Regions from separate parts of the Homo sapiens genome. Here region 1 is linked to region 2. A link is an interaction called in ENCODE POLR2A ChIA-PET data of the cell type or tissue named here. Cell type or tissue: PC-9. All regions are shown on one strand. Each heading gives the region's core, and the rest is flanking DNA. Links, peaks and the distances in the headings are about the cores only.

Evidence for each region. ChIA-PET counts read pairs that join two places held together with the same protein. Peaks named below come from ENCODE experiments on the same cell type or tissue, not always from the same donor. Only the 100,000 strongest peaks of a DNase experiment are listed, where the experiment ranks them.
Region 1: POLR2A ChIA-PET joins it to region 2 with 5 read pairs; 2 of 35 experiments call an interaction of 5 or more read pairs at or near these places.

Annotation. Positions count from the first base shown.
Region 1 is chr15:40,320,557-40,336,894 of GRCh38, forward strand. It overlaps INAFM2 (InaF motif containing 2), which reads left to right and starts at 3,136. Exons shown (of 1, transcript NM_001301268.2): 1 at 3,136-6,159. The coding sequence starts at 3,500. The coding sequence ends at 3,961. CCDC9B (coiled-coil domain containing 9B) reads right to left here. Exons shown (of 11, transcript NM_207380.3): 8 at 16,204-16,257; 9 at 16,018-16,108; 10 at 15,228-15,270; 11 at 10,896-15,144. The coding sequence ends at 14,602. It overlaps LOC112268152 (a long non-coding RNA gene), which reads right to left and starts at 3,087. Exons shown (of 3, transcript XR_002957721.2): 1 at 2,687-3,087. It also overlaps the pseudogene RNA5SP392. RefSeq lists enhancers at 296-813, 13,452-13,746, 16,048-16,338 and silencers at 2,824-3,193, 3,524-3,603, 3,614-3,843. In PC-9, for the core only: no CTCF peak of the experiment used is centred there; no DNase peak of the experiment used is centred there; H3K4me3 peaks cover 1,246 bases.
Region 2 is chr15:40,572,991-40,589,328 of GRCh38, forward strand. It overlaps RPUSD2 (RNA pseudouridine synthase domain containing 2), which reads left to right. Exons shown (of 3, transcript NM_152260.3): 3 at 537-1,959. The coding sequence ends at 1,271. Among named protein-coding and RNA genes, the nearest start is that of RPUSD2, 12 kb to the left of the region's middle. In PC-9, for the core only: no CTCF peak of the experiment used is centred there; a DNase peak (open chromatin) is centred at 10,051; H3K4me3 peaks cover 1,781 bases; H3K27ac peaks cover 672 bases.

The DNA.
Region 1 (16,338 bases), core at 3,627-11,626, 250 kb before region 2:
AGACAGAGCAGAACCAGGATCAAGAGCTTAATGCCCTGGAGTCAGAGGTCTGAATTCCATCAGGGCTTTTGAATTCCAAGGCATTAGGACTATGTGACCTTGAGCAAGTTCCTGGCCCTTTCTGAGGCAGGGACTTCATCTATGAAATGAAGATAAACAGTACTACCTGATAGGTCATTGGGAGACAAATAAGACAAGGAATGTAAAGGCTTGGTATAGTGCCTAGCACATTCTAAGGGCACTGTTATTGTCATAATTGGTCAGAACTTTCCAAAGCCAAAAAGGGCTGCCTCAGGGAGCAGACAGTAAGGTATGCCACCATCCCAGATGGTCTTTGGGCTGACGCTGCTGAGTGCTCCCCAGGGATTTTGTGGAGGAGGCTCTAGGGCCCACAGGGGTATTCACAAAAGATGACTTTTGGGGCCCATTCTGTCCCCAAGCTGCCTTGATTCTCTGATTTCTCTGATCCCTGCCTGTTCTTAGTGGGGGGAGGCATATTCACTTTCAGGCCACTAGGGGGCCATTTAGTTTTCTGCAACAGGAGAACACTAATGGTTTCTTAATGGCTCAGGCACCGGGGAGATCAGGCTCAATTATATCTGAAAGCATTCTTAGTTCCTGGGGTAAAAGACACTATGTAAATCCAGACAATAAATAGGGATTACTGATGACAGGTTAAAGAATCTGGCACTGTTTCGTTTAGAAAAGACAGAGTGAGAGGAATTGAATAAAGGCTTCAAGTATATTATTCTTTGGTACAGAAGAGTGACATGCTGTTTTCCCACTCCACTAAGAACCAAGCAAGAAGAAAGGCATTTAATTTGCAACAGAAATATGGAGAAGCAATATGGAGTGCATTCACGAAAGGGGACTGAAGGAAGCTTTGTATTGGCCTCAACCTGGAATCTTTAAGAATAATTCATCATGGAATAATTGTATGATATGTCCTGCCAGGAAGGCCCTAGAGCAGGGGAGAGAAGAGAGGACAACTTCCAGAGACAATTCAAGAATTGTTTTTTTTTTTTTTTTTGAGACGGAGTCTGGCTCTGTTGCCCAGGCTGGAGTGCAGTGGCGCCATCTTGGCTCACTGCAAGCTCCGCCTCCCGGGTTCACGCCATTCTCCTGCCTCAGCCTCCCGAGTAGCTGGGACTACGAGTAGCTGGGACTACAGGCACCTGCCAACACGCCCTGCTAATTTTTTTGTATTTTTAGTAGAGACGGGGTTTCACCATGTTAGCCAGGATGGTCTCAATCTCCTGACCTCGTGATCCGCCCGCCTCGGCCTCCCAAAGCTGGGATTATAGGCGTGAGCCACCGCACCCGGCGACAATTCAGGAATTTTAAGTCAACAGGCTGCCCTGGCTGACCTAGGAGCAGGGTGGAGGAGTGAGTTATTTCTTCCCCATCAACCCACAAAAGGCCATAAACACTCCACACTACCAATATCCTTGAAATTTCTCAGAAAGTAAAAAAAACAGCTTTTTCCTTGAAATAGCATCTGGCTAGCCATTACTAGTGGCAGCCCCACACCTGGGCCTGGATCAGGAATGAGACTGAGGCTGGGTTAGAGGCCTGTGGTTCCAGCAGTCCACTAGCACACTCAGTTCTGGTAGCCACTTGACTTCTGTGCTGCTGAGGTGGGCAAGGCAGCTGTTTTGGGAGGGCTTCCTCGTGTGTGTGTGTGTGTGTGTGTGTGTGTGTGTGTGTGTGTGTAAGGGGGGTCCTCTGGAAGCCAAAGATTCCTGGAGGAGGGGGGGAAGTGAGAAGGGCAGAGGGGATCCTGCCCCACAGGGTAGAAGCCAGGTCAGGCTCACACTTGCAGGGGCTTGAGGGAGGGTTCACCCACAGAACCCCATCAGAACCACAGTTCTGTTCCCCAACACACGCCCAGACAAGTCTCCCTCACTCATTCAGACACCCAGGCAGTCCATATGCCCAGTTCTGGGAACACAGGAAGTAGCATCCAAGGAGGAGGGAACCAGAATTCTGGAAAGCCTTATAGAGAGGGAATGGGGAGGAGAGAAGGCAGGGAGAGCAGAGAGCGGAAGGAGGGGGAGGGCACAAGTAAAGCCGCAAGGGAGAGTCTGAGCATGAAGGGTTGTTAGCACCTAGGGGGTCCAAAGACCAGGCACAGAGCCCACTGCCTGGCGCCTGGCCTGGAGCCAAAGAAGACAAACCTCACATGGGAAAGTGGGGAGGGGACAACCGCCCAAGCCTTGAGGTCTGGAGGGGATCTGAGAGTGAAAACGCTCTAGGAGTCCTGAGAGTTAAACTCCTCAGGTTCAGTGCAGCTCCTTGGGTCCAAATCCAGGCCAAAACCAGGAATTGGAAGACCCAAAAAGCGGGACCAGCGACCTGCGGCGAACTTTGGGACTAAGGTGGCAAGCGAGTCTGGAGAACAGCTCAGTCCGTGGCTCTGTCCCGGAGGCTCAGGGTTGGCGGGGTGAGGCGGGCTGGGGTACGCAATTGCGACGACTTCAGTAGAGCTCCGAAGCCCAGCCTGGACTGGGTGGAAGGAACACAACCAGCTGCGGCCCCAGTGAGCGCTCCAGGTGCCAGAACCGCCTACCCCTGGCGTCAACCAGGTTCTTTAGCTGTGAATGGGCCTGGGAGACCCACCCAGGGGGTACGCGGTGCGGGGAGCAAGCTGAGAGCTGGAACGTGGTATCTTCCCTATCCCTCTTACCGTCCCCTCCCAGAGGATAAACCTAGGCCTGGAGTCCGAAGCCCAGGCTGCTATTCCACCTGTCACTTCGGAGCCTCGGGGCGGAGCGGGGAGGCGCCAGAGTTGACAGCTCGCGCTCCGACCGCCCCCTTCTAGCTCCGCACTCCGCCTCGCACAACGCCGTTCCCCCTTTTAAAGAAGTGCCCGGGGCTCCACTCTACGCCGCGCCAGCCCACCAGGGGTCGCGGTGACGTCGCCCGTTTAAGAGCCAGCCTCCCTTAACTCTCTCTTAACGGGGCGTCCCGGCGGGGCTCGCGGCTCCCGGCAGCCGCCGCCTCCCCTCGCGGCACTTCCGGACCCCGGCGTCGCCCTTTTAAGGGGCAGCCCCCAGCAGCGCTCTCCCCGCCCCCTGTTGCCGGCGCGCGAGGCGGGGGAGCCGGGCTGGAGCGGAGCGCGCGGTCCGCGCGGCCACTGGAGACCAGGCGGCCGGCGGCCGGGCAGGCGGCGGCGGAGCGCGCGGCGGCGTGGCGGCGGATGGGGACGCGGAGCCGGGCGGCTGTGGCGGCTGTGGCGGCTGTGGCTGTGGCGGCGGCGGGGAAGCAGCTGACGGGCCGGCGGCGGCGGCGGCGCTGGCGGCGGTGACTGGTCCAGGCCCCGGCGGCGGCTGCAGCAACGCGGTGGCGGGCTGCGGGCGGGCGGCGTGAGGAGCGGCGGCGGAGCGCGGGGCCGCCGGGAACCGAGGGCGCCGGGCCGCCCCCTGCCCAGTCCTTGCAGGCCGCCAGGCCCCCTCCAGCCGGGGCCGTGGAGCACCGGGGCAAAGGCCGGGGCCCCCCCATGAAGGAGCGCGACGCGGCCCCGGCCGAGCGGGGCAAGCCGGCCACCTACACCGGGGACAAGAAGGCGAAGATGGCGGCCAAGACCAACAAGAAGTGGGTCCGGCTCGCCACCGTGTTCGCCTACGTGCTCTCCGTGTCGCTGGCCGCCATCGTGCTCGCCGTCTACTACAGCCTCATCTGGCAGCCGGTGGGCGCCGGGACCTCGGGGGGAGCCGCTGGCCCGCCCCCCGGCGGCTCCAACGCCACTGGCCCGTCTGGGACTTCGGGGGCGGCGGCGGCGGGGCCCAACACCACTGGGTCGTCCCGCCGCGAGGCGCCGCGCGACGTTCCCCCACTGCAGGCGGCGCGACCGGCGCCTCCGGAGCCCCCTGCGGACAGCCCCCCGGCCGGGCCGCTCGAGCGGCCTCGGGGGCCGGACGAGGACGAAGAGGAAACGGCGGCGGCGCCCGGGAGTCGTTGAAGCCCTCCGCGCTGGGGGCCGCCGGGAACCATTCTCCCCAAGCCCAGAGGCAGGACTTCGCAGCAGGATGGGGTGGAGAGCCCGCGGGAGTGACCCCCACGAGAGTGAACGCCCCTCACACTCCCACCATCGCCGGCTGGCCCCGGAGCGGGAGGCCCGCAGCCAGATCTTCAGCCAAGGGACCACGATTCGCCGGGGGGCTGGGGGTTTGCTGCCCAGGACCGTGCTGCACCAGGGCCCTGAGCCGTAGGGGGATGGGGGGAGGGGTGGGGAGATCCCGGCACCAAACCCTTCTGCGCCGCTCGCTCTGGTGTATCCTACATGCAGGGGTGACTGGGGCTTTCCCCCAAGACTCAGGGGAAGGATGGAGCTGTAGGGGCTCTTTTTAAGTAAGCTGAAGCTCTCGAAAGGAGGAGGGCACCAAAAGTAGTGGAGCTCAGGTACGTCAACCTAGTTGCAGTGGCCAGAGATGCATTAAATTTCTAGATCCCTGTATATAGTTGTTGACATATGCACTAGAAGCTATAATCACATAGAATTCTATGTATATCCTCCCACACCCTGGGTAGCTACTGACTGAAGGGGTCAAGCAAGGGCTATTTGCTGTCCCCCAAAAAGTACACCTGGCCAGAAGGGCACAAACACGGCTTCTTAAATCACTCACTTTCTCCTGTTCCCCTCCTGTTTCTGAAATATAAGTTTATGACGTTCTTTCACAAAAGAGTATAATCATTCTTAGACTGTTGACATGGCTGTGGAAAGCCTTAGGAGAAGTAGAAACAATTTAGGGAGGGTGGGGAATGTACTCATCCCCTCTTCTTTCCATCCTAGTGCCCCCACCAAAGAGGCTTCTTGTTGCAGCCCTCAGTATCTGGATATGGGCCAGGGAGGAAGGAAGGGAAAGAGCAATGCTGCTGTGCTTCAATCCTGGCCTTCCCCTCACAGAATTCTTTTAGGAAGAGCAAGCTTTTGTAAGTAGAGTGGCAAGTGTTTTTATCTTTTTTTTTTTCCTGCTCCTCAAAATGTTGTCTTGTTCCGGCAATCACTTTTGCCTTCCCTCTTTCCTGAGCCTGTAGTGACAAAGCCCGGCGATTTGGGATGAAATCTGTTGTAACACCAGAGCTTTGATTACACATCCTCTGGTTTTGAGTTATTCTACAGAATCAGAAAGGCTGGAAGGTGGGCTTCACACTCAGGATTGTGCTTTGAGAACCAGCTAATAGACCAGCCGAGGGAAGGTTGAATTGGCTGTCTTTACTTTTCCCGATAAGCCCTACTTAAATGCAGCCTGTAATTGTATAAAGGAGATGAGAAACATCAAGAGAAATGACATACATGTAGCTCTGGGGTAGCAAGAACTAGACTTCCTCAATTTGGATTCCATTTCCTTCTGCCATTTGCTTTTAGGCAATTGAGTGTGGGTAGTGATGAGATATCAAATCCCTTAGTGTTTCCATTTTGGGAAATGAGGCACTATTTTTTTTTTTAAAAGACAACTTACCCACCTGAGTCCTGAAACAGTTTGTCTCTCCAGTTTTCTGGCCTATACTCTAGTTAGCTCTGATCCAAGTTTACAGGACAACAGCCTTGCTTTAAGCCATGTCCTGTTGTGGGCACGATAATAGCAACTGAGCTGTCACAGCCTACCAGCAGGCTGGTAACACCTCCAGGGTCTCTTGGCTAGAGCAGATTTCTTAGCAGCTGACTAGGACTTCAGTCATTGGGAAGCCTATGAGGCCTTTACATTTTTGGTGTGAGATGGGGAAGAAACATAAAATGCCACTTTACAACTTCAATAATAGCCTGTAATTTATATTTACTGTGTGAATTTTTAGTCCTATATTTTAATAATTTGTAAATTGATCTCTTATTCCAAGAATCCTTTGAACTTGTAGAACATCTGGGAGTCCACTTCCCTGTCCTCTTCCTGATCCCTGCTTTCTGGACTGTTTAAATCCTCTTTGGGATGGATCAGAGAGTCTAGAGAGGCCACTCATAGGTCCAGCTGCTGGCCTCCTGACTCTCCAAAGCCTTCACTGGAATTGGGACATTTGCTCCAGCCCTAGCTGTGAACATGACCAGAGACATTATTTATAATTCAGCCATTTAAGATATACCTGTACTCAAAAAGTCCTGTATATTTTTAAAAAGTTTTATTTTTCAGGTGAACAAAAATACATCCTAAGAACTCTGCCTAAGCCTGTGTAAGTTGATCATTTCTCTTACTGTGCTTCGTGGGGACGGAGTAGAGGTTGGAAGAGTAAGTGGTCTGAGGTGTGATGGATGGATGGTGATGAATAGGTTGAGGAGGAAAAAGCAATTGCCCTGCTGTTCTCAGTGCCTGATGGCTTGAATGAATTGATTAGCGAAGGGCGGCAGAATCCATCTTAGTCGGGAAGCAATCCCGGGGTGGAAGAACAGTGATCTCTAGCTCAGCCACCTTTTGCCAACCTTAAACAGGCTGAGAAAAAGTTGTGCTTTACCAGAGCAGATGCCTAGCTGACAAAGCTAAGGGACCAGTAAGCATGAATATTAAGATTTACTGCAAACATTTAGCTGGCTAAGCACTGAGGTGAGGATAAGCTGCCTGATAGCATCACTGTCCTCACCTTTCAACCATTGGCCTCTAGATAACTCAAGAAGTGCTAACACCAGAAAGGCAAGTGTACATCTGTGGTGCTTGGTCAGAGCTTTGTCTACCATGGAGGAGGTAAATGGCTGAGAGGTTTAGGTTGCTTCAAAGGTGAGGTTTTTTTCTTCCCTTCAAGCAAACAAAAAAGACATGTGGGTGAAAGGCACAAATATAAGGGATTAGTTATGCTGCAAAATATATGGTAAGCAATTGAGCTCAGCTCATTATTAGACAATACTGCCCGGTACAAATCCGGAGTGAGAAGCCAGTGTTGGTGGGGCCCCCTGAGGCCTGCACTTCAGCAGAGCCGTTGGGGGGTAGCTACTGTTCTTTTACATTACCTTGTAGTCTGCAGGGAGGCATGGAAAAAGTCTGCCCTTCTTTTATTTCCCTCTTCAGCCTACACAATGGCTTTCTGAGAGAGGGCTTGGTAAGGTAGAGCAGAAGGGGAGTGAAAGAGTTTCCAAGGCTCTTTTGGTCGGCCCCTCCTTTTTGCAGACAGTGACATGTGGCTTCTACAGCTGCCCACGGCGGCTTCACATGTTGGGCACATACAGCAATATGTACAGTGGGAGCCTGCTAGCCGACGAGACAGGGCCTGGTTGGCTGAGGAGCAGTGGTCTGAATAGCTTTATTTCCAAGGGTTAGAAATCAGCTGCAAAATTGTCCATCAAGTTTTAAGCCAGGAAGGAGAGATCTGTGCAGAGGGGGTTACTTTCCTTCAAAGGCTTTGCACCGGGACTACCAGGACCCTTTCTAGGTGTTTGCTTATATTAGAAGTTAACGGTGTGCATTCATTTATTCCCTGACGGCCTGAACTTGAAGAAAGAGATAAGCCTGTTTTGAAAGTGAAGTTTTGGGGGGTGGAGGATCAGGGAAGGAACCCATTAGGCTGAGTTTGTGAGGGTATCTTCACTTTCCCCATTAATGTTAAGGTACAATGAAGTGTTTCTCTGAGGTTTTAAGCATAAGAAATATTTCTCTTCCTAACAGCCCTAGATTTCCACATGGTATGAGACCATGTTTTGGAAGCTTTTCTGTCTACCTTGTTTTTTCAGTTTTCACTGGGGAATTCTGAGATAGCGTGTTCTTTCGTGGAGTATTTATATCCTGTCTTGAAATGCTGAATGCATAGCATCTACTTGTTTCTACATGTTTCTTTAAGGAGAGCTGAAAGGTCAGGTCACAAGCTTTAGGACTACCACAGCTATGTAAAAGGGGTAATAATTGTCCTCTCTTTCCTGTCTACAGAGAATGGAGGTATTTCTGGAATTTCAGTTCAGTAACAAAAGGGCCACAGCTATACTTTTCGTTTTCCATCTCCCTCAGTGGAAGGAGAAACTGCAGTGGCTTTGCCTGTTTCTCATGACCAGTACTCACTCAGTGCCTGGCAGTGGGTACTCAGAATTTGTTGATCTCTGAGTTGATCAGCACCCAGTGGGTGCTGGGTGCTGATGGAATCAGCCTTAGTGTCATTGTGGTGTCCCTGTCATAATCTACTTGCATACCCGTATCCACAGCCCATAATCTGGTTCAAGGAGGTGGGTTGCTAAAGAAAACCCCTGCAAATCATAGCTGCACTGATCTCTCTAGCCTCAGTTTTTTTATTTCCAAGTTGAAGGACTCGGCCTTGGCCTTCCTGTTCTTTCCGGGTGCCGCAAGTCCACAGTGGTATTCCATATGGTGCTTAACGGACACACCATAGGATATGTGATCCATTCATTGTCTCCTAGGTCCCAGCCCTGCAGCCTCATGTTAAGCTATAAAAATATCTGCTCTGTCGACAGTTTTTTTGGTTACCTCTGTTTTACTTGCTGACATAGCCTGTGGTTTTCTGCTGCCAGAAAGCCTGTGTTATGCTTTTTGTCCCCTCCAGTAGCTAACTGAAAAAGCAAACAAACTTCTCTTTACCCCTCACCTAGACTCTACCAGGCTTTCCACCCTAAATGCAGAAATACCCAGCATGGGAGCCACCTGGTCAGTGCTCCTCACTGGATCCTGTGCCCCATTCAATTCTATAAACATTTGTTAAGCTACCACTAAAGGACCAGAAAATCACTCTCAAGGAATTTACAGTCATGCCCGCAAGTCTCCCCTTGTCAAACTATCCTGTTTTCTTAACTTCAGTATTCTGTTTTTGCAATAGCTTATCAGTTAAATAGCAATAAGATTTTAGCCAATATCCTTAGGGATATTTTCCACAAACCATTACCTTTAATTCAAGAACTTTAGTTTAGTTTAGGTCTTTATTTGGTGTCTACAGTGTGCTAAGTAAGCCTCAAAACTCCAAAAACCAACTTGTCCAAAAAAAAGCAATTGCATTGATTACCAAGGATTTCCTTTGACATACGTATACCTTTCTCTGCTACCTCAGTGTTCAGAGTCATTAGTTGAGGTCTCCCCACACTTGTGTCCTGGAGGCCCACCTGCTCCCTCAGCTCCTTGCTGGTATCCTGGATGGTGTAGAGTCACAGCAGTCAGGCTTAGAGGTATAGACAGCTCACGGCATCACAAGGCCCTGGGCAGGGAGACTGTGTGTTCTTGGGAGGGACCCCTGAACTGGAAGATGGGAAGCCTGGGGACTCAACAATGGCATTAGTTAAGGCCCTTGACCTCTCTCTTTTCTGCTAACCAAATGGGAATTCCTGAGAGCAAATGGAGGTTATAGATATGAAAGGGCTTTGAGATCTTGGGAGTAAAAGTACAACGTGTACACATGAAGTAATATATTTTCAAGGGAATGTCTGTCCCTTGGGCAATATGATGCACAGAAAGAAATGTGAAGGGGTAGGTGGTAAACATTACACCAGTGTCTAGACTAGCAGCATCAGCGTCACCCGGGAATGTGTTAGAACAATGACAGCTTAGGCCGCATCCCAGACCAACTGAAGAAGAAATTCAGAAAGCGAAGCCCGGCATTCTGTTTTAACCAGCCTTCCAGGTGATGCTGATGCACACTGAAGTCAGAACCACTGGCCCACCCTTTTCCTCTGATGCTGTAACTTAGGGGTAGGGTATTTCTGTTTTGACAGATGGTCATCGAGGTGCCTTTTGACCCTTTCTCTTGGTTAAAGACAGCAGTCCTGCTGGGGGAAGAGGAAATAGTGTCCCTAGTGCTTATAAGAAAAGGGAAAAAGGCTGCATTGTCCATTATTTTTGACAGTTGCCACAGAACTTGCCCTGGAGAGCTTGTTAAAAAGGAGGCAGCCCTGAACGAGTCCCCTCCCTCTCCCGCGAAGGTACTGCTGTGTTTGCCTCACCTCCTGCCCTGAGGCCTGCTGCTTCTTGAGCCAGTCCTTAAAAGGAGCAGTGGGTGCCACATTTGTTCTTTCTGGTGCCAGGTCTGTGCTATTTCACTTCCCCGGCGTCAAGTGGGTGCTTAATGAGCAGCTGTGACGTAAGGCCCAGCAGACTTGAGAGAAAGCAGCTGCAGTCCATGCTTTCTGCTGGCTGCTCTCCTTCCCTCTCCCAGCCTTGAGTTCTCCCACTTTGGTGGGGTTGTGGTCAACCCCTGTCAACCCTTCCTCATGAGCCCTGATAACCCTTGCTCAGAGATGTGTGTGGGGTGTGTGGACATGGATAAGTGACTCAAGATGGAAGTGACATGGTGTCTAGTTCTATTCCCTTGGCCCCTCCCCTTGATTTAGTCCCTAAAATAAGAAAATGTGGCTGTATTAGGATTTTTGACAGTTCCTTCTTGTTTTGGGGGGTGAGTGCGATCTTTTCCTGTTGTTCTCGTCCCTGACAGGGTCGGGGCTGGAGGTGACTGTGGTGCAACCTTCCAAACTTGTGCCTTGTTAGATAAGCTAAGCTCTCCTGCTTCCAAGGATCCCCAGTTCCTGTCCCTTGACCATAGCAAACGCTAGTCATGCTGCTCCTTTGGGTGACAAAACAACTCTGGGACACACAGAGCAAACTCCTCAAGGGGGTTTGTTTCTGGGGAAAATAAGCAGAAAACTGTGATGTGAGTGTGAGATTGCTATTGAGGTAGACAGAAGAGAGGAGGAACCCCTGTGAGCTGCAAGCGCAGCGCAGCGTGCAGGGTGAAGGGGGGTAAGTGTGATGGAGCCAGTAGGGGAGGTCAAAGAACACTCCTTGGTAAAGCAGGGGCACTGCTCGAGGCTGAGACTCCACTGGACCCCCATGGGACTGAAGGAAGCTCACCTGGTGGGCCGGATAATCTTTACAGACGGTTCCTTGTTTCTCTGAAAGTGCATTGAGTGCCCCCACCCCCCGCCCCTCCAGCAAAGATGAGGCTAGAAGAGAAGGTAAGGAAAAGATAGAAAACAAAGTAGACAGAGATCACACCAAATCGCTACTTCATTTATTCAACAAGTATTTACTGAGTGCCTTCTGTGTGCCACGCTACTGTTAAGACAGAGTCCAACTCCAACTGCGGGCAGGTATGTTTTCCATACTCTCCCCATCCAGGTACTAACCAGGCCTGACCCTGCTTAGCTTACGAGATTAGGCACGTTCAGGGTGGTATGGCCGTAGACTATTTTGGATACCCTTATCTTTAATTTTCTCAGCAACCCTTCAAAACAGGTATCACAAGCCTCATTTTGCAGATAAGGAGACTGAGGCTTTTAGAGGCTAAAATTGACCCAGGTCACCCGGCTGACAGATGGCAGGCCTAGGGTTCTGATTCAGTCCATTGGATTCCAAGGCCTGTGCTTGTTCCACCCGGCCACACTGCCTGTCATCAAAACACATGTCTTTCTTGCAGGCTGGTCTATTGCATTTCCGTCCCGCCATCTGTCAAAAATGGGCCTGGGACGGAGAGGCCTCTGCCTATTCTGCCCTCCTTGTTTCGAGACCTTAGGTAAAGCCAGCATCTCCCTACCAGCTCCTCCCTCCTCCTGTGTGCCCTCCTTTTTCCAGGCCCCCAGCCCTGTGCCTGGGCTCCTGGCAGCTGTGTTTCATGAAGACCCTCCACCTTTGAAGAGCAGTCTTTTCTGTTGGTTGGAGAAGAGAAAGACACCCAAAAGGAAGGCTCCCAGCCAGGCCTTTAAACAAAGGAGCCAGGAAGAGGTAGAACCAGCTTCCCATGATGCCAAGCTCTGTGGAGGGGTGTCTTATTGCGCCTCCCTCCCACTCCATGGCTGCTTCCATCCTACAGCAGGAGGGGTGGCAACCATCCGGACTGATAGCCGGGGGTTACCACCATAACTACCACTTCCTTATCTTGAAGAAGAGCTCTCCTTTTTTGAAAAGAGCTCAATGTTACCTGCCTACACTACCATCTTCCTGCAATGAAGAGGTCCTGTGCCAGTCTCTGTTCCCTCCAATGTCTATAACTCCTGTGATATTCCTCCTCCTGACATCCTTCTGGACGTCATCCATGGAGACAAGCCCTACTTCCCCACAGCCCTTCTGCCCAGCCTTCTCTCCTGCTTCAGTCCCATTGTGAGGGCTGAACCCGAGCTCTGCCTGCTTCCTACATCCTCATTCCAGGGTCAGACGAGCCTGGCATATGCCCCTTCGTGGAGGCGCAGCTGTACAGTTGGCAGCACTGGGTTGGGGAGCAGACTGTGAATCTTATAATTCAGATTCTTGATCACAATCATTTTTGGAGACATCTGCCTGATGTCTCCAAAATCTAAGGGCTTTGCCTGAACCTCCTCTACCCCTAGCCCCGTCCTTTGGGAGTCATGGATTCCTAGGCCAGTGTCACACTCCAAAGCCATGTTCTTGTGACTAGAAGGCAAGAGAAAAACTTGAGCTTGGAGTCTTTGCCCTGGCATAGGTGTGTCTCACATACATAGGAATGTTTCCAAGCCTTTCCAAAATTCCTCTGATCAACCCCACACCAAATGCCTCTGCCCCCTTCACTCCATCCCATCCCTGACCAGCTCTCCCACTGCACTACTAGAAGTTGACACCACCCACTCACTGCCTTCCAAAGCATCTTCCCCAAGTCTCCCACCCAACTCTGCAGCCAGGAAGCCCCCACCACCTGACAGGGGTAGCACTCCCCCATCCCCTACATAGCCAGCCACCAACCTTTAGAGTCTAGAGTCTGTCTTCACCCCCAGCCCTTCATATATTCTAGTCCAAACCCTTAACTACTCAAAACCATGGTCCAGGAACCAGCATGGGCTTCACCTGAAGCCTCTTAGAAATACGAATTCTCGGCCAGGTGTGGTGGCTCATGCCTGTAATCCCAGCAGTTTAGGAGGCCAAGGCGAGCAGATTGCTTGAGCCCAGGAGTTGGAGACCAGCCTGGGCAACATGGTGAAACCCTGCCTCTACAAAAAATACAAAAATTAGCCAGGTGTGGTGGCACACCTGTAGTCCCGGCTACTCAAGAGGTTGATGTGAGAGGATCGCCTGAGCCTGGAGGGTTCGAGGCTGCAGTGAGCCATGATTGTGCCACTGCACTCCAGCCTAGGTGATAACAGCAGGACCCTAACTAAAAAAAAAAAAAAAAAAAAAAGACGAACTCTCAGGCCCTCCCCAGACCATTAGAATCTGCATGACTCTTCAGTTAAAGTATGAGAGACACTTCTCAAAACAGTCTGGTCTGCTAAAGAGATGCCCCTCACCTTCCTGAATAGAGGGGTGGGGTGGAGTTGAGAGCCAGTGAGGAAGGCTGAGCTGGGACCCCACAGTTTAGGCTTCACATTGGGCAGTGGAGAAATCCCAGGGTGATCTGGACTCTCCCTAGAGCCCCACAGCCTTCAGCAGAGAGCAGCAGCCATGGCAGGACCAGAAGGAGGGGGCAGAGGGGACCATGCGGTGAGGTCCACACTAGGGCTCAGGAGCAGAAGGCACACATAACAAGAAAGAAGGGCACTTGCTTCTGCCAGGCAGAGGTGGGAGGGTCCCCTGGGGCTCCTACCGCCATCCTGCCCCCAGCCCTGTAGGGCACCTGTGGCCCAGAACAGCTCCCGCCCAGAACAGCCCAGATCTGCCGGATGACTGGCTTTCTTCCCTCCCTCCTGCTGGCAGTCTCCGTCGCCTACCGGCTGGATTACTGGTAGTGGGTGCTCAGGAAATGTTTGTTGAACTGAGAGGAAGCCACAGCTTGTGCGGAGTCCGGATAATTCAGCAGACGTGGGCCTCAGGGGAGGGGCGGGGATGGAGGCTTAGTAGGAAAGACAAGTCCTGATGTCATACTTAGCTGGAAGTTGTTTCTCTGTCTGTGGAGTAGCTGTCTGATTCTTGCCTTGGCCTGGCCCTGGTGCTAGTGCAGGACGGTGGGGAAAGAGGAAGTGGAAAGAGCAGGAAATGACCCTGGGCTGCAGGGCCAGGCCCTTGCCTACATTCAGGGTGCACGTGATGTCTGACCTGGGTGTGGGGGCCTGGGAGTAAGCTCTCCCATCCTGCTGTGGGAAGAGGAGGTTGTCGCTCCCCATCCCAACCCATTTCAGAGAGGAGGACTTTCCAGAGATCCTCCTTTTCACCAAGAAGACGTGAGCTCTACTCTTCTTTGCCCAGGCCAGACCCTGCCAGCTGTGTGGCCTCTCCTCCTCCAGGCCTCAGCCACCACTCAGGAGAGGCAGGAGGCTGGCGCATGGTTACTGGGATTCCCCTGGTTGGGCATCCTGGGAATCTGGGACTGGGGGAATCCAGCCCAGGCAAGAGGTGAAAGCCTGCAGCTGGAGAGGGAGGCCAGGCCCTGGGGGGGTGACGGGGAGCCAGGAGAGCCAGGTGCTGGGTGCCACCAAGCCTTGTTCTCTCATCATAGTGGAGAAGGCTTGTGGCCTGGGCAGCAGTAGGCCCAGGTCAGGGTGCACCAGCCTCAGATGCCAGATACTAGTACAGGAATACACCAGGGGCTGTGCCCGTGCGTGAAAACACACATGTGCACAGAGATGAGCGTGTGAGGTGCAGGGAGGCCACTCCTTGCCCTCACAAGGTCGCCATGCTGGAGAGTTTGCCACACTGCTCAGTGACAATGGCGCAAGCCACCGGCAACCACATGGCCATCACGCGGAGGGCCTTTAACAGAGTGATTCCCTTTTCCTCTCCCCGGGGACTCCCCAGCTCCCAGGAGCTGTGTTCAGCATCTTCCTGCCGGGCCAGGGCGCCCTGTCCTGCGCCTCACACCTGCTGTGCCTCTCGACCTTTGGCTGCCTCCTCTCGTGGGCCGGCTTCTCGGGGCCAGGCCCTGCTGGGCCCCAGACTTGCCAGACCTGTCTTCTCCGGGCTCTGGGAGCCCTGCTCCTCTCTGTGGCTCAGGGCAAGTCTGTACTTCCAGCTCAGCCTGGTGATTGCTCCACCCCAGGGGCTGCTGCTTAGAGCCCTCTGGCCAAGACACAGGGCTCTCCTGGGCCCCAGGCCTCAGACCGAGCACACACCCGCTCTCCCTGGGCCCAGGGATGCCAGCCCCTCCTAGGGAGAGGTCAAGAGGAGCCAAGTCAGGCTCCTGTGGAGAGCAGGGGACTGAGCTGGCTGTGGAAGCCACTGACTCCCCCTTCGGCCCCTCTGGGGATGCCAGGGCTGGGCTGGCTGCAGGGGCGCTCCCCAGTCGGCCCTGCTCCATCCCGCTCTGCTTCTGGGCTTGCTCCTCCTCACTGGGAGTCTCTCTGGTGCTTTGGCTTCCCTGAAACAAGAGAATAGCCCCGGTGGCTGATGAATCCAGGGCTCGCGTCCCCAGCCTGCCCCATCCTATACCCAAGTACCTACCTCCTGACCTTCCAGCTCCTCCTTGTCTTCCTTCATATCCCACCTGTAGAAACACAGCTCATGGCACGCCCCACCCCACTTCACTCCAGAGCCATGTCCCCCTGCCTGAATAGAGGGGTGGGGTGGAGTTGAGAGCCAGTGAGGAAGGCTGAGCTGGGACCCCATGGTTTAGGCCTCACACTGAGCAGTGGAGAAATCCCAGGGGTGACCCAGACTCTCCCTAGAGCCCCATAGCCCTCAGCAGAGAGGAGCAGCCATGGCAGGACCAGAGAGGAGGGGCCTCCACCTCCTCTGGGCCTCCATCTCCTTGCCAAAGAAACTCCTGGCAGAAGCCAAAGCCCAAGGGTCTCAGACTGGGATCAGAGCCAGAATGTGGCTCCAGGATGCTTCCCCCACCAAGCCTGACCTTGTTCCCTAAATCCAACTATTTCCTCTGAATACCACGCACTCTGGGCCCATCCTGGGTCCCCAGCTGCTGTTTATGGCCAAACTTGCAGCACCTTGAGTTCTGTGGGGACTCCAGGCATGTCCCCGCCTGCAATGCCTGGGAAAGGCATACCTCATTTCCCAGGGGAAGGGAGCTGCTGTAATTACCACCAGCCTCCCCGGGCACCAGGCTCTCGCTGCAGCCTCTGCTAATGGCCTCTCCCAGCATCTCATTAACCTGCCAGGCAGCAGTCAGCCAGGAGGCAGGGGCCCCAGGGATGGAGCTGGCACCTGGGCCTGTACTGGTCCAGGAAATTGGGACACCCACATGCCCGTCTTGATTTTGTCCCCTGCCACCTGTTACCTTCGGGCCCTGCCAGTCAGCCTCTCCTTGCCCCGGGCTTTGCTGCCTGTGGCTGGTGCCACCGAGGGTCTGCTGGCTTGCCCGCCCCGACCTGCAAGAGATGGTCGGCCAAGGAGAGAAGAGGCCCATAGCAGCCGGCTCCATCTTTAGCTGACGAGACCTGGCCCCTCCTCCTCCCCAACTCACCTTTTCCATCAGGGAGCAATGGTGGGGGCTGTAGTTTCTGGTGGCTCCTGGGACCTGCGGGGGACAAAAGAAGTGGGGAAAGGTGGGGTGACAAAGGATCCAAAACAGGAACACCAGTTCTTCCAGCCTCAGGAA
Region 2 (16,338 bases), core at 5,416-13,415:
CAATGAGGTAAATGCTTTTCTTTTCTTTTCTTTTTTTTTTTTTTTTTTTTTGAGATGGAGTTTCGCTCTTGTTGCCCAGTCTGGAGTGCAATGGTGTGATCCTGGCTCACTGCAACCTCCGCCTCCTGGGTTCAAGCAATTATCCTGCCTCAGCCTCCCAGGTAGCTGGGATGACTGGCATGCGCCACCACGCCTGGCTAATTTTGTATTTTTTAGTAGAGACGGGGTTTCTTCATGTTGGTCAGGCTGGTCTCGAACTTTCGACCTCAGGTGATCCACCCACCTCAGCTTCCCAAAGTGCTGGGATTACAGGCGTGAGCCACCTCACCCAGCTGGTAAATGCTTTTCTAATTTCACATTTTCTAGATGAGTTAGTAGGATTTAGAGGTTAAGTAATGTACCCAAGATCGCAAAACTGGCGAATGGTAGAGCTGGAGTTTGAATTTTCTGACACTGGTCCTTATCACTCCACAAAGAGTTTGGACTCCATGAATTTAGGCTTTGTACTGACTTTCTCCCTCTTCCCTCCTATGTAGCTGGAGAAGGAGTACGTGTGCCGGGTGGAAGGGGAGTTCCCCACTGAGGAAGTGACCTGTAAAGAACCCATCTTAGTGGTGTCTTACAAAGTAGGGGTGTGCCGTGTAGATCCCCGGGGCAAGCCCTGTGAGACAGTGTTCCAGAGGCTAAGCTACAATGGCCAGTCCAGTGTGGTACGGTGCCGGCCACTCACAGGCCGCACACACCAGATTCGAGTCCACCTTCAGTTCTTGGGCCATCCCATTCTCAACGACCCCATCTACAACTCAGTTGCCTGGGGTCCTTCTCGAGGCCGGGGCGGCTACATTCCCAAGACAAACGAGGAGTTGCTACGGGACCTGGTAGCAGAGCACCAGGCCAAACAGAGCCTGGATGTGCTAGATCTCTGTGAGGGTGACCTGTCCCCAGGACTCACAGACTCTACGGCCCCCTCCTCAGAGTTGGGCAAGGACGACCTGGAAGAGTTGGCTGCAGCTGCCCAGAAGATGGAGGAAGTAGCTGAGGCAGCCCCTCAGGAGTTGGACACAATAGCCTTGGCATCAGAGAAGGCAGTTGAAACAGATGTCATGAATCAAGAGACAGACCCACTCTGTGCAGAGTGCCGGCTGGTGCGACAGGATCCCTTGCCCCAAGACCTTGTGATGTTCCTACATGCCCTACGCTATAAAGGGCCAGGCTTTGAGTACTTTTCACCAATGCCTGCCTGGGCACAGGATGACTGGCAAAAGGACTGAGGGTGTGGCCAATGGAGGGATTGCTTCTTGGGTTGTGACAAGGATGGGCTATAGGGCAAGGGCTGACCCCATGGGCTAGTACTTGGGGTTTCTATAGGAATGAGGACGGGCTTCTAAAGAGACCTGCTCATACTTGCTACCTCCTTCCAGTGGGAATTTGGAGACTTTTTGGTTTGTAAATATATCCCTTTTTCTAACATCTTTGATGTCTGGTTTTCTTCCGGCTTCTTTTTTATTACTGATGTAAAATTCACATAACATAAAATTAACCACTTTAACTAGCCAGGCACAGTGGCTCATGGCTATAATCCTAGTACTTTGGGAGGTAGAAGTGAAAGGATCACTGGAGGCCAAGAGTTCAAGGTTAAAGTGAACTGTGATTGTGCTGCTGCACTCCAGAGCCTAGGTGACAGAGTGAGACCCTGTCTCTTAAAAAAAAAAAAAATTAACCAATTTAAGATGTACAGCGTAGTCACATTTAGTACATTCACAGTGTTGTACAACCATAACCTCATATATTTCCAAAACATTTTCATCACCCCAAAAGGAAACCTGTACCCATTAAGTAAGTGGTCACTTTCCACTCCCCTTCCACCAGCCTCTGGCAACCACTAATCTACTTTCTGTCTGTTTGGATTTGCCTGTTTATTCTGGACATTTTATATAAATGGAATGATAAAACATGTGACCTATGTCTCTGTTTCCCTTGGCATAATGTTTTCAAGGTTTATTCAACTTGTAGCATGTATCGGTACTTCATTCTTTTTTTATGGCAGAATAAGCTGTTGTATGGATATACCACGATTTGTCTATCTGTTCATCAGTTAATGGACATTTGGGTTGTTTCCACCATTTCATTATTGTGGATAGTGCTGCTGTGAACATTAAATATGTTTTCAGTTCTTTTGGGTATATACCTCACAGTGGAATTGCTGGGTCATATGGTAATTCTATGTTTAAATGTTTGAGAATCCACCAAACTTTTCCACAGCAGCTGAACCATTTTATATTGCCACCAGCAAGCATAGGGTTTCAATTTCTCTACATCTTCACCAACATTTGTTTTGTTTTGATTATAGTCATCCTAGTAGGAGTGAAGTGGCATCTCATTCTGGGTTGTTAGTCTTTTTGTTGTGGAGTGTAAGTGTTCTTTATATATTCTGGATGTGAGAGTCTTAGCAAAAAGACTAACAGCCCAACTTAAAAATGGGCAAAGGATTGGAATAGACATTTTTCCAAAGAAGATATACAAATGACCAGCTAACATATGAAAAAAAAAAAAGCTGAACATTATTAGTTATCAGGGAATGCAAATCAAAACTGTGGCATTAGTATAAGAATAGACATAGAGTGATGGAATAAAATCAAGAGTCAAGAAATAAACCCATCCATCTAAGGTCAATTGGTTTTTGACAAAAGTGCTAAGACTGTTCAGTGGGGAGAGAATAGTCTTAAACAAATGTGTTTTTTCTTAAACAGTTCGTGCTGGGAAAACTGGGTATTCACATAAAAAAGAAAAAAGTTAGACCCCTACCTCATACACAAAAATTAACTGAAAATAGGCCAAGGACAATGGCTTACACCTACAATCCCAACACTTTGGGAGGCCGAGGCAGGAGGATCCCTTGAGGCCAGAAGTTTGAGAACACCCTGGGCAACATAGCAAGACCTTATCTCTACAATAAATAAATAAATCAGCTGCGTGCGATGATGTACGCCTGTAGCCCTAGGTACTCGGAAGGCTGAGGCAAAAGGATTAGTTGAGCCCAGGAAAAGTCTTAGAAGAAAATATTGGGGTAAATCTTCAAGACCTTAAATTTGGCAATGGGTTCTTAGATACAACACCAAAATAATAATCAATGAAATACAAAATAAATAAATTGCACTTTATCAAAATAAGGACTTTTGCGAATCAAAAGACACTATCAAAAAAGTGAAAAGACAGCCTACAGGATGGGAGGAAATTCCAGAAGAGGAATAGTTGGGTATATGGTAATACTAATTTATATTTTTGGAAGAGCCTCCATACTGTTTTTCATAGTGGTTGCAGCATTTTACAATCCTACAAACTGCACAAGGGTCCGATTTCTTCACATCCTCACTAACACGTGTCATTTTTTTCATTTTTTGATAGTGTCCATCCTAATGGATGTGAGATTATATCTCATTGTGGTTTTAATGTACATTTCTCTGATGATTACTGAGAACATCTTTTCATATGCTTGTTGGCAATTTTTATATCATCTTTGGAGAAATGTCTATCCAAGTTCTTTGCTCATTTTTTGATTTACAATTGTCTTTCAGTATCCATGCATGATTGGTTCTAGGATACCTCCACCTTCATCCCAAGATACCAAAATTCACAGATGCTTAAGTCTCATATAAAATGACATATTATTTGCATATAAACGTCCTCTCGTACACTTTAAATCATCTCTAGTTTACTTACTATACATAGTAAATGCTATATAAATAGCTGTTATACTGTGCTGTTTAGGGAATAATAAGGAAAAAAAGTCTGTACATGTTCAGTACAGATGCAACCATCCATTTTTTTTTCCAAATGTTTTCAATCTAGGATTTGTTGAGTCCACAGATTCAGAATCTATGGACATGGAGGGCCAACCATATTTGATTTTTTTGTTGTTGAGCTGCAGGAGCCCTTTATGTATTCTAGGTATTAACTCATTATCAGATACATGCTTAGCACATATTTTCTCTTATTCCATAGGTTGCCTTTTCACTTTCTTGATTGTGTTCTTTGATGCACAGAAGTTTTAAAGTTTAATACAGTCCCATTTGTCTGTTTTTTGTTTTTATTTATTTTATTTTATTTTATTTTATTTTATTTTATTTTATTTTATTTTATTTTATTTTTTTGAGACAGAATCTCATTCTGTCGCCCAGGCTGGAGTGTGGTGGCACAATCTCGGCTCACTGCAACCTCCACCTCCCGGGCTCAAGCATTTCTCCTTCCTCAGCCTCCCGAGTAGCTGGGACTACAGGCACACGCCACCACACCTGGCTAATTTTTGTATTTTTAATAGAGATGGGGTTTCACCACGTTGGCCAGGCTGGTCTTGATCTCCGGACCTCAAGTGATCCACCCACCTTGGCCACCCAAAGTGCTGGGATTATAGGCGTGAGCCACCATGCCCGGCCAGAATTGTTTTCTTAATTTCATGTTTAATTATTTATTCATTGGTAGTCTATAGAAATATGACCGATTTTTGGCTGGGGGCGGTGGCTCATGCCTGTAATCCCAGTACTCTGGGAGGCCAGTCGGGGGATGGATCACCTGAGGTCAGGAGTTTGAGACCAGCCTGGCCAACATGGCGAAACTTCACCTTTACTAAAACTACAAAAATTAGCCGGGTGTGGTGGCATGCGCCTGTAGTCCCAGCTACTTGGGAGGCTGAGGCAGGAGTAACACTTGAACCCAGGAGGCAGAGGTTGCAGTGAGCCAAGATGGTGCCACTGCACTCCAGCCTGGGTGACAGAGTGAGACACCGTCTCAAAAAAAAAAAAAAAATATGACTGACTTACGTATGTTGATTTTGTACTCTGCAATTCTGCTGAATTTATTAGCTTTTTTTGTGGATTCTTTAGGGATATATATTATCTAATACACAAATTATACTATATATTATATTTATATATATATATATAATCCATGTCATCTGCAAATAGAGATAATGTTACTTCTTCCTTCCCCATTTGGATACCTTTTGTTTCTTTTTCTTGTCTAATTGCTATGGATAGAACTTCCAGTACAATGTTGAATAGAAATAGCATAGGGAAAGTGGGTCTCCTTGTCTTGCTCCTTATCTTAGGCGGATAGTTTTCAGTCTTTCACCATTGTGTGTGATGTTACCTCTGGGCTTTTCATAAATGCCCTTTACCATACTGAGGATGTTCTTGCCCTGCATTTTTTTTTCTTTTTCTTTTCTTTTTTTTTTTTTTTTTTGAGGTGGAGTCTCGCTCTTTCACCCAGGCCAGAGTGCAGTGGCGTGATCTTGGCTCACTGCAAGCTCTGCCTCCTGGGTTCATGCCATTCTCCTGCCTCAGCCTCCCGAGTAGCTGGGACTACAGGTGCCTGCTACTGCGCCCAGCTAATTTTTTGTATTTTTAGTAGAGACAGGGTTTCACCGTGTTAGCCAGGATGGTCTCGATCTCCTGACCTCGTGATCTGCCTGCCTTGGCCTCCCAAAGTGCTGGGATTACAGGCGTGAGCCACTGCGCCCGGCCTTTTTTCTCTTTTTGAGACAGAGTCTCGCTCTGTCGCAAAGCCTGGAGTGCAGTGGCACTGTGTCGGCTCACTACAACCTCCGTCTCCTGGATTCAAGCAATTCTTCTGCCTCAGCCTCCTGAGTAGCTGGGATTACAGGCGCCCACCACCACATCCAGCTAATTTTTGTGTTTTTTAGTAGAGACTGGGTTTCCCAATGTTGGCCAGGCTGGTCTTGAACTCCTGACCTCAGCTGATCCACCCACCTTGGCCTCCCAAATTGCTGGGATTACAGGCCTGAGCCACCGCGCCTGGCCCTTGCCCTGCATTTCTGCTTGTTTCTTGCCCTGCATTTCTGCCTGGACAGCCCTTTGACTTCTGCTCAGGCAGAAACCTTTTCTTTCCTGTTCCTTCTGTTGTACACCTGTCATGTATTTCCTATTTCGTTGGAGTACTCATAAAGAGAACCATGGATTTTTGTTTTCAGGTAACTTCATGGTGAATAACAAAGGCTTATTCATACCGAATCCATTGCCTTTGACCAGAACATATGGAGCAGAAGTAGTGTAGGCGGGGAAAGCAATTGTGTTTATATTCTTTTAGTGGTTCATATTGGTCGTTAACCACCTACTATATGCCAAACATTATTTATTGCTGGGATACAGAGATGAATGGCTGGCCCCTGCCCTGTTAGAACACACATGATGAAATGTGCAAGTACAAAGGGAACCAGTGGAAATATGATATAATTCTGTCTGGAAGTACTAGCATAGATTTCCCAGAGAAAGAGGCATTTAACAGTGAGTTAGAATTTGCCTACTAGAGATATAAGAGGATTCCAGATAGAGGGACAATTTGAGAGAAGGTGGTCATATTCTAGAACTCGAAAAGACAGAGGAGGAGACACCCAAGGAGAGCGTTTAACCCTGGGGCTCTAGTATATGTCTCCCTATCACTTACTATTGAAGCCTTTTTTTTTTTAAATTTGAGACGGAGTCTTGCTCTGTTACCAGGCTGGAGTGCAGTGGCGCAATCTCAGCTCACCGCAACCTCCGCCTCCCGAGTTCAAGCAATTCTCCTGCCTCAGTCTCCCGAGTAGCTGGGACTACAGGTGCACACCACGCCCAGCTAATTTTTGTATTTTTAGTAGAGACAGGGTTTCACCATGTTGGTCAGGCTGGTCTCAAACTCCCGACCTCAGGTGATCCGCCCACCTCGGCCTCCCAAAGTGTTGGGATTACAGGCGCCGGCCACCGCACCTGGCCTATTGAAGCCTTTCAGTGGCTTGTATATCACACCAGTGATAGGGGATTCTCATGAATCTGAGTATTTGCTCAGCTTCAAGAAAACCCTATCTCCATTCCATGAGCCAGCCAACTCTCCTTATCACTGAGACCCTCCATAACTCAGGAGCTGTGGGGTCCTAGGACTGGGAAGAATGAGATATCCAATAAAATGAATTCATATGGCAGATATTTGAGAGCCAACTATGTGCTGGATTCACACTAGGCTCTGGGTATATAATGGTGAGTAAGACAGATAAGGTCTCCACTCTTATGAAGTATACAGTCCGAATGTCCAGCACAATGTGGGAAAGTAAACAGTAAACAATGTGGTAAATGTTCTGTGTGACAGGAGAAGGAGGGAGGCACACCTAGTGTGATTCCTTCCAGGATCCCAGGGTTCTGAATGGGAGCATTAGCATTTGCCCATTTTCCATCTCACCTCTTAAGTTCTGAATTTTACCCTCTCTAGTGCTGTTTATCCTATTCTCATTATTTCAGAGGTTCTTGAGCTAGAGACACATGGATGGGCTTGAGAGGATCCCTGGATCTCTTGAAATTTTATGTAAAATTTGGTATATGTGTATACTTTTCTGAGGAGAGTCTATATATTAATTTCTCAACAGATCTTTTAAAGCTGCGTTGTCCAATGCTAGCAACATATGGCTATTTAATTAAAATTAAATAAAATTTAAAATGCATGGGAAGCCGAGGCGGGTGGATCACTTGAGTCTTGGAGTTCGAGACCAGCCTGGCCAATATGGTAAAACCCTGTCTCTATGAAAAATACAAAAATTAGCCAGCCATGGTTGCATGTGCCTGTAATCCCAGCTACTCAGGAGGCTGAGGCAGGAGAATCACTTGAAGCCAGGAGGTGGAGGTTGCAGTGAGCTGAGATCGTGCCACTGCACTCCAGTCTGGGCAACTGAGTGAGACTCTGTCTCATAAAATAAAATGCAGGCCGGGCATGGTGACACATGCCTGTAATCGCAGCACTTTAGGAGACTGAGGCAGGTGGAATGCCTCAGCTCAGGAGTTCGAAACCAGCATAGGCAACATGGTGAAACCCTGTCTCTACTAAAAATACAAAAAATTCACTGGGCATGGTGGCGGGTGCCTGTAATCCCAGCTACTTGGGAGGCTGAGGCAGGCAAATCTCTGGAACCCAGGAGGCAGAGGTTGCCGTAAGCTGAGATCGTGCCACTGCACTCCAGCCTGGGCTACAGAGCAAGACTCTGTCTCAAAAAAAATAAAAATAAAAATAAGCCAGGTGCGGAGCCTCACGCCTGTAATCCCAGCACTTTGGGAGGCCGAGGCGGGTGGATCACAAGGTCAGGAGTTCAAGACCAGCCTGGCCAAGAGGATGAAATCTGGTCTCTACTAAAAATACAAAAATTAGCTGGGCGTGGTGGCAGGTGCCTGTAATCCCAGCTACTCGGGAGGTTGTGGCAGAGAATTGCTTGAACCCGGGAGACAGAGGTTGCAGTGAGCTGAGATCGTGCCACTGCACTCCAGCCTGGGGACAGAGTGAGACTCCGTCTCAAAATAAATAAAAATAAAAATGAAACAAAATGCAGTTTTTCTGCTGTATTTGCCCCATTCCCAGTGTTCAAAGCCACTTGGTCTAGTGACCACCATATTGGACAGCACAGACATAGAATAGTTCCATCACCTAGCAAAGTTCTATTGGGTGCCATTGCTTCAAAGGATCTCTACACAAAACAAGAGTTCCTAACTACAATTACTCCACTAGTCTGCAGATGCCTAAAAAGCAGGGTGTGTGTGTGTGTGTGTGTGCATGTGTGTTCTTCTATCTTGCACATACTAATCAAGCAATTGGTCTCTCTGTGTTAATTAAATGCTGTGCTAGGTGCTAGTGTGTCCGTTCCTTCGGGTGGGTTCTTGGTCTCCCTAACTTCAAGAATGAAGCCACAGACCTTCGGGTGAGTGTTACAGCTCTCAAAGGTGGCACGGACCCAAAGAGTGAGCAGCAGCAAGACTTATTGTGAAGAGCGAAAGAATACAGCTTCCACAGCATGGAAGGGGACCCCAGTGGATTGCTGCTGCTGGCTTTTGGAGGGGGTGGGGGTGGCCAGCTTTTATTCCCTTATTTGTCCCTGCCCATGTCTTGCCGATTGGTCCATTTTACAGAGTGCTGATTGGTCCATTTTACAGAGTGCTGATTGGTGCATTTACAATACTTTAGCTAGACACAGAGGGCTGATTGGTGCATTTTTACAGAGTGCTGATTGGTGCATTCACAATCCTTTAGCTAGACACAGAGCGCTGATTGGTGCATTTTTACAGAGGGCTGATAGGTGTGTTTACAATCTTCTAGCTAGACAGAAAAGTTCTCCAAGTCCCCACTGACCCAGGAAGTCCTGCTGACTTCACCTCTCACTGGAATGTTAATACAAAACCTGTGACAAAAGTACTACCTATAAGGAGCCCAGGTTGAATCTAGTTGTCCTTTGCTATGCTGAACAGTTGGCTGTTCTTGAATGTGTTTTTTATCCTTATAAAATGGTATCCTTTTGGCTGGGTGCAGTGGCTCATGCCTATAATCCTAGCACTTTGGGAGGCCAAGGCGGGCAGATCGCCTGAGCTCAGGAGTTCCAGACTAGCTTGGGCAACACGGTGAAACCCTGTATCTACTAAAATACAAAATAAATTAGCTGGGCGTGGCAGCGTGCGCCTGTTGTCCCAGCTACTCAGGAGGCTGAGGCAGGAGAATTGCTTGAATCCGGGAGGCAGAGGTTGCAGTGAGCCGAGATCGCGCCACTGCACTCCAGCCTGGGCGAGAGAGCAAGACTCTGGCTCTACAGAAAAAAAAAAAAAGTATCCTTTTAAAACTTTTATTATAGCCCCCTTCCCTCACCCCTGCTCTGGAGGTAACCACTATTAATAACTAAGGGGTCCCAAAGGGGTGGGGGTGAGGCAGAACAAGGTCTGGAGGCAGGGAACCTAAGGCCATTTCACACTGACTTCCTAGAACTAAATTGATAGGAAAGCCCTAACTGTCCACTCCTAATAACAAAAGGACCAGAGGTTACTCCCTTTGCAAACCCCCAACTTTTCTGCCCCGCAGATGGGAAATTGAAAGTACCTCTGATTGGTTGCTTTTTGCAATCGATCAGATGTTTCCATGGGACTGTGACCTTTGTAACATCACTTCAGCCTCCGATTGGTTGTTGTCTGCAACCAATCAAACTGATTGCTGGCCAAGTCTTCCTTTGCATAGAAGTGCAACTTTGTAACTTCAGTTTAGCCTCTGATTGGTTGCCTTTGCAACCATGAGGTGAACACCAAGTGGCCAACGGGAAACCTCTAGGGGCTATTTGGACCCGAGAAGATTCTGTATTGGGGGCCCTTGAGCCACTGCTTGGCCCACTGCCACACTGTGGAGTGTACTTTCATTTTCAATAAATCCCTGCCTTCATTTCGTTCCTTTCGTTGCTTCATTCTTTCCTTGCGTTGCTGTGCATTTTGTCCTATTCTTTGTTCAAAATGCCAAGAACCTGGACAACTTGCAGTCAAGACCCTCTAGCGGTAATGGGGAGGGGGGAAAATAATGATAAAAATAAAGGGTTCTCCTGCCTGTTTTCTATTCATAGATACAAAAATCTATATGTATTTCCTTTAATAAAAATAAAAATGAGATCATGCCATGCAAATTGTTCTGTAACTTGATTTTTTGGATTTTTTTTTTTTTTTTTTTTGCGACGGAGTCTCTGCCACCCAGGCTGGAGTGCAGTGGCGCAATCTTGGCTCACTGCAACTTCCGCCTCCTGGGTTCAAGCAATTCTCCTGCCTCAGCCTCCGGAGTAGCTGGGACTACAGGCACACGCCGCCACGCCCGGCTAATTTTTTTTTTGTATTTTTAGTACAGACGGGGTTTCACCATATTGGCCAGGCTGGTCTCCAACTCCTGACCTCGTGATCTGCCCGCCTCAGTCTCCCAAAGTGCTGGGATTACAGGCGTGAGCCACGGTGCCCAGCCTTGATTTTTTTTTTTTTTTTTTTTTTGAGACGGAGTCTCGCTCTGTCGCCCCAGTCTGGAGTGCAGTGGCGCGATCTCAGCTCACGGCAAGCTCCGCCTCCCGGGTTCACGCCATTCTCCTGCCTCAGCCTCTCGGAGTAGGTGGGACTACAGGCGCCCGCCACCACCCCCGGCTAATTTTTTTTTTTTTTTTTTTTTAGTAGAGACGGGGTTTCACCGTGGTCTCGATCTCCTGACCTCGTGATCCGCCCGCCTCGGCCTCCCAAAGTGCTGGGATTACAAGCGTGAGCCACCGCGCCCAGCCGATTTTTTTTTTTATAGCTGCATTGTGTTCCATTGTACTACAATCTATCTTCTGTTGCTGGAATTTTAGGTGTTTGCAGTTTTTCACTATTCTCAGGCCATAGTAAACATCCTTATATACCCTTCCACACTTGTAGCATAGTTTCTACAGGACAGTTTTTTAGTGTAATTATGGGGTCAATGGCTTTAAATATAAATAGGTAATAGGAAACTGCCCTCCAAAAAGATTATACCAATTTTCATTCTGTCCAGTCATGTGAGAGGCTGAGGCAGCTGAATGCAGCAACTGAAAATGCAGCTGGTCCAGCAGCTGCATTTTTCAAAGTTGGCATTGTTTCCAGTCAGGGTTGGAACCATGGGTTTCCCTGAATGTCTGTATCTTTTCACGGATGACCTAGACTTGCTTGAGTCAATCTTGCTTCCAAAGACTTTAGAGAAAATGGACTGATTTCAAAGCCTTTTCGAGGTTTGGATGATTGATCCTCAAGACTCACATATTCTAGAACATAGGATTATTGAAAACCAAAGACAGAAGCAGAACAGCCATGGAATGTGACCAGTTTTTAGTTGGGTAAGTTTACTGTGGTCCTGACGAGGTATCATCACCAAAGGCACTCATTCTGCTTAGAACACTGTCTTGTACATGGTGAACAATATTGTCTATGATTATGATTTTTGTTTTCTTCCCCTCCAAGTCCTCTGTCATCCTCTTCTTTTCATTTGAAGCTTGTCCACGTTTTCAAAACTGCAACATTTTTGTCAACCATTAACTAGGTGAAAACAGTTAAGAATTGCCTACTAAAGTTGAACACACACATAACCAATGACTCTACTTCTAGCTATCTACCTACAGAAACACTTGTACATGTGCCCCAAGAGACATATAAAAACAGTCACAGCAGTGTTCTTGCAGCAAAAGACTGGAGATAACAAAAATATCCATCAATAAGAGAATGGATACCTAATTGTATGTTCAGATAATTGCAAACTAATCAGCAGTGAAAATGAACGAATTATACGGATAAAACAGTGTCCAGTGACAGAAGTTACAGATGAATACGTTATATAAAATGAATACATTATATAAAATTAAAAAACAGACAAAACATATTTAAGACTACAAATATGTATAAATATGTATATTTGGTAAGAAAAACAAGAGAATGATTAACATGAAATTCAGAAAAGTTGTTATCTTTGCCAGACACGGTGGCTCACGCCTGTAATCCCAGCACTTTGGGAGGCCAAGGCAGGTGGATCACGAGGTCAGGAGATCGAGACCATCTTGGCTAACACGGTGAAACCCCGTCTCTACTACAAATACAAAAAATTAGCCAGGCGTGGTGACATGCACCGCAATCCCAGCTTCTCGGGAGGCTGAGGCAGGAGAATCGCATGAACCCGGGAGGCGGAGTTTGCAGTGAGCCGAGATCGCGCCACTGCACTCCAGCCGGGGGCGACAGAGTGTGACTCCGTCTCAAACAAACAAACAAACAAACAAACAAAAAGTAGTTACCTTTTTTTTTTTTGGAAATGGAGTCTCACTCTGTCTCCCTGGCTGGAGTGCAGTGGCGGGATCTTGGCTCACTGCAACCTCCGCCTCCCAGGTTCAAGCGATTCTCCTGCCTCAGCCTCCCGAGTAGCTGGGATTATAGGCGCCCGCCACCACGCCTGGCTAATTTTTTGTATTTTTTTTTTTTTTAGTAGAGACAGGGTTTCACCATATTGGTGAGGCTGGTCTCAAACTCCTGACCTCGTGGTCTGCCTGCCTCATCCTCACAAAGTGCTGAGATTACAGGCGTGAGCCACTGTGCCCGGCCAAAGTAGTTATCTTTTTGGTGGGAGGATGCCTCCAGGAAGGGACACACAGGAAGCATCAAAGGTGCTAGTAATCTGCCACCTGCCAAGAGGGTAGGAAAAAAAAATTAAAATAATTAAAAATCATTTTTTAAAAAAGAAACAAAGGGGCTGGTAATGTTCTATTTCTCAAGCTGGGTGGTGTATATACAGCATTGCTGTTTTTTTCTTTCTTTCTTTCTTTCTTTTTTTTTTCGGAGACAAGGTCCTGCTCTGTTGCCCAGGCTGGATTGCAGTGGCACGATCATGGCTCACTGTACTCTCGACCTCCCAGGTTCAAGTGATCCTCCCACTTCAGCCTCCTGAGTAGCTGGGACCGCAGCACACACCAGCACACCCAGCTAATTTTTGCATTTTTGGTAGAGACAGGGTTTTGCCATGTTTCCCAGGCCTGTCTGGAACTCTTGGGCTCAAGTGATTCACCCATTTGAGCCTCTTGAGTAGCTGAGAATATGGGTGCATACCACCACACCTGGCTAATTTTTAATATTTTGTAGAGACAGAGTCTCACTGTGTTACCTAGGCTGGTCTCGAACTACTGGCCTCAAGCGATCGTCCCCAACCTTGGCCTCCCAAAGTGCTGGGATTACATGTGTGAGCCACTGCACCTGGCCTTATTATTGTTATTTTTAAACTGTACATGCATATTACATTACGTATGTATGTATTGTATAATTGTGTAATACTATCAAGATAAAACTTTTAAACAACAAATATTAAAATATCTCACCTCTTTTTTTTAACATTTGGTTATCTCTGAAATAGTGACTCTCCTCTTTCAGTCCCACTGCACAACTCTTTAAGATCCATTTGACCTTCACACAGCTGGTGGGTGCTACTCCAAAGTGCCTAGACCATGGGTTGTTTTCACCAGTGGTGGAAAGATAACACCATACACCTAGTATTTTGGAGACTATAATGGTAAGCAATAATTAATAATTTGCAAAAATGGGCCAGGCGCTTGGTGGCTCACACCTATAATCCCAGCACTTTGGGAGGCTGAGGTGGGCGGATCATGAGGTCAGGAGATCGAGACCATCCTGGCTAACACGGTAAAAGCCTGTCTCTACTAAAAATACAAAAAAAAAATTAGCCAGGCATGGTGGCGGGCGCCTGTAGTCCACCTACTAGGGAGGCTGAGGCAGGAGAATGGCATGAACCCAGGAGGTGGAGCTTGCAGTGAGCTGAGATAGCGCCAGTGCACTCCAGCCTGGGCGACAGAGCAAGACTCCGTTTCAAAAATAATAATAATAATAATTTGCAAAAATGACTAACTGCTTTAATTTGCCTTAGCAGATTCAAATACAACTTCTCCATCATAAAAGAACTGAGGGATCTAAAAGCAGTTCATGGCTTTGGAATTCTAGACCCCGCATGCTCTCCGACACAAAGAGCCCAAGAACTTGCATCTTCTATCTCTTCATTACCAAGACATCTAGACAAAAGGTTCTTGAAAATGTTTTAGTAATTCAAGTAAATAATAAGTGATGCAATTATTCTGGTTCTTTTTTCTTTCCAACATTCCAAATGTTGAAGTTAAAGTAGGTTAGGAATTTTAAAAGGAAAGCTTTATATCTGATCTAAATGCCAAATCTTCCAGAATCACAACTGAAGCAAAATTGCAAGGATTAGTCATTTTATAAGCCAAGATATGCCAGAAACTGCCAGTAAACTACAGAAGCTAGATGAGAGATATGAAATAGATTCTCCCTCACACCCCTCCTAAGGAACCAACCCTGTTGACACCTTGATCTCAGACTTTAGCCTCCAGAACTGGGAGACAATAAATTTTTGTTGTTTAAGCAAAATTTTTTGGGTTTTTCTGAGACAGCCTGTCACCCAGGCTGGAGTACGGTAGCATGATCAAGGCTCACTGCAACCTGGAACTCCTGGGTTCAAATGATCCTCCTGCCTCAGCCTCCCGAGTAGCTGGGCCCACAAGTGTGCACACCCATGCCTGGCTAATTTTTTTTTTTTTTTTTTTTGAGGTAGAGTCTCACTCTGTTTCCCAGGCTGGAGTACAGTGGCACAATCTCGGCTCACTGCAACCTCCATCTCCTGGGTTTAAGTGATACTCCTGCCTCAGCCTCCTGGGTAGCTGGAGTTACAGGTGCATGCCACCATGCCTGGCTAATTTTTGTATTTTTAGTAGAGATGGGTTTTTTTGCCACATTGGCCAGGCTGGTCTCGAACTCCTGACCTCAGGTGATCTGCCTGCCTTGGCCTCCCAAAGTGCTGGGATTACAGGCGTGAACCACCGTGCCCAGCCGCCTGGCTAATTTTTTTAATTTTAATTTCATTTTTTGTAGAGACAGGGTCTCACTGTATTACCCAGGCTGGTCTCGACCTCTTGGCCTCAAGCAGAACTTCTGCCTTGGCCTGTCAACATGCTGGGATTACAGGCATAAGCCATGGCACCTGGCCTCAAAAAAGAATTTTAAAGCCTTGCATCTTGGGCTGAAATAAAGGCCACCTCTGATACCTCCTAGGTTATATAAAAAATGACTACTGACAGTCATTGAAAGGAGAGTTGATTGGAAGTGATCCTTTCAGTGAGTTCCCAGAAACTGACATTAAGGAACTATTTCAGTTTTTTAAAGCTAAAAAATCAAAACAAAAACAAAACATTTTTTCAGATGTCAAGTTTCTGTGTTATTCAATAATTTAAAAATCAGAATTCTAGACCAGGCACGGTGGCTCACACCTGTAATTCCAGCACTTTGGGAGGCTGAGCGGGGCAGATCACCTGAGGTCAGGAGTTTGAGACTAGCCTAGCCAACATGATGAAACTCCATCTCTACTAAAAATATAAAAATTAGCTGGGTGTGGTGTGGCGCGCACCTGTAATCCCAGCTACTCAGGAAGCTGAGATGAGAGAATCGCTTGAACCTGGGTGGCGGAGGTTGCAGTGAGCCAAGGTCGCGCTACTGCACTCCAGCCTGAGTGACAGAGTGAGACTCTGTCTCACAAAAAAAAAAAAAGGAAAAAAGAAAACGATCAGATAAACAACTGGCTAACTATCCATCACTACCTCAGCTTGGGATATACCATAAAGTGTTATTCCCTATTTCCCTGAGTCTTTGGCATTTACTCATTCATCTTGGCTTTCCTAGACAATGTTACTAAAACTGGATTTCCGTTTTGCTCTACTGATCTTCAATATGAAAATGTTATTTAGTTTTCAGTTCACTAGACATTCCTAGAAGTTGTTGTAGTATTTTCACACGATAGAGTACATCTCAGGGAATGATTTTAGAAAAGAAAAACGTTTTGGGTCGGTGTTGTAGACTCAGAGCAGAATGCATGGATTCACTATGGAACCTCTCCAGACCCTGTCATCACTGTGTTCCCAGAGATGGTTCTCCAGTGGGAGAACCTAATGGTAAGGAACAAATT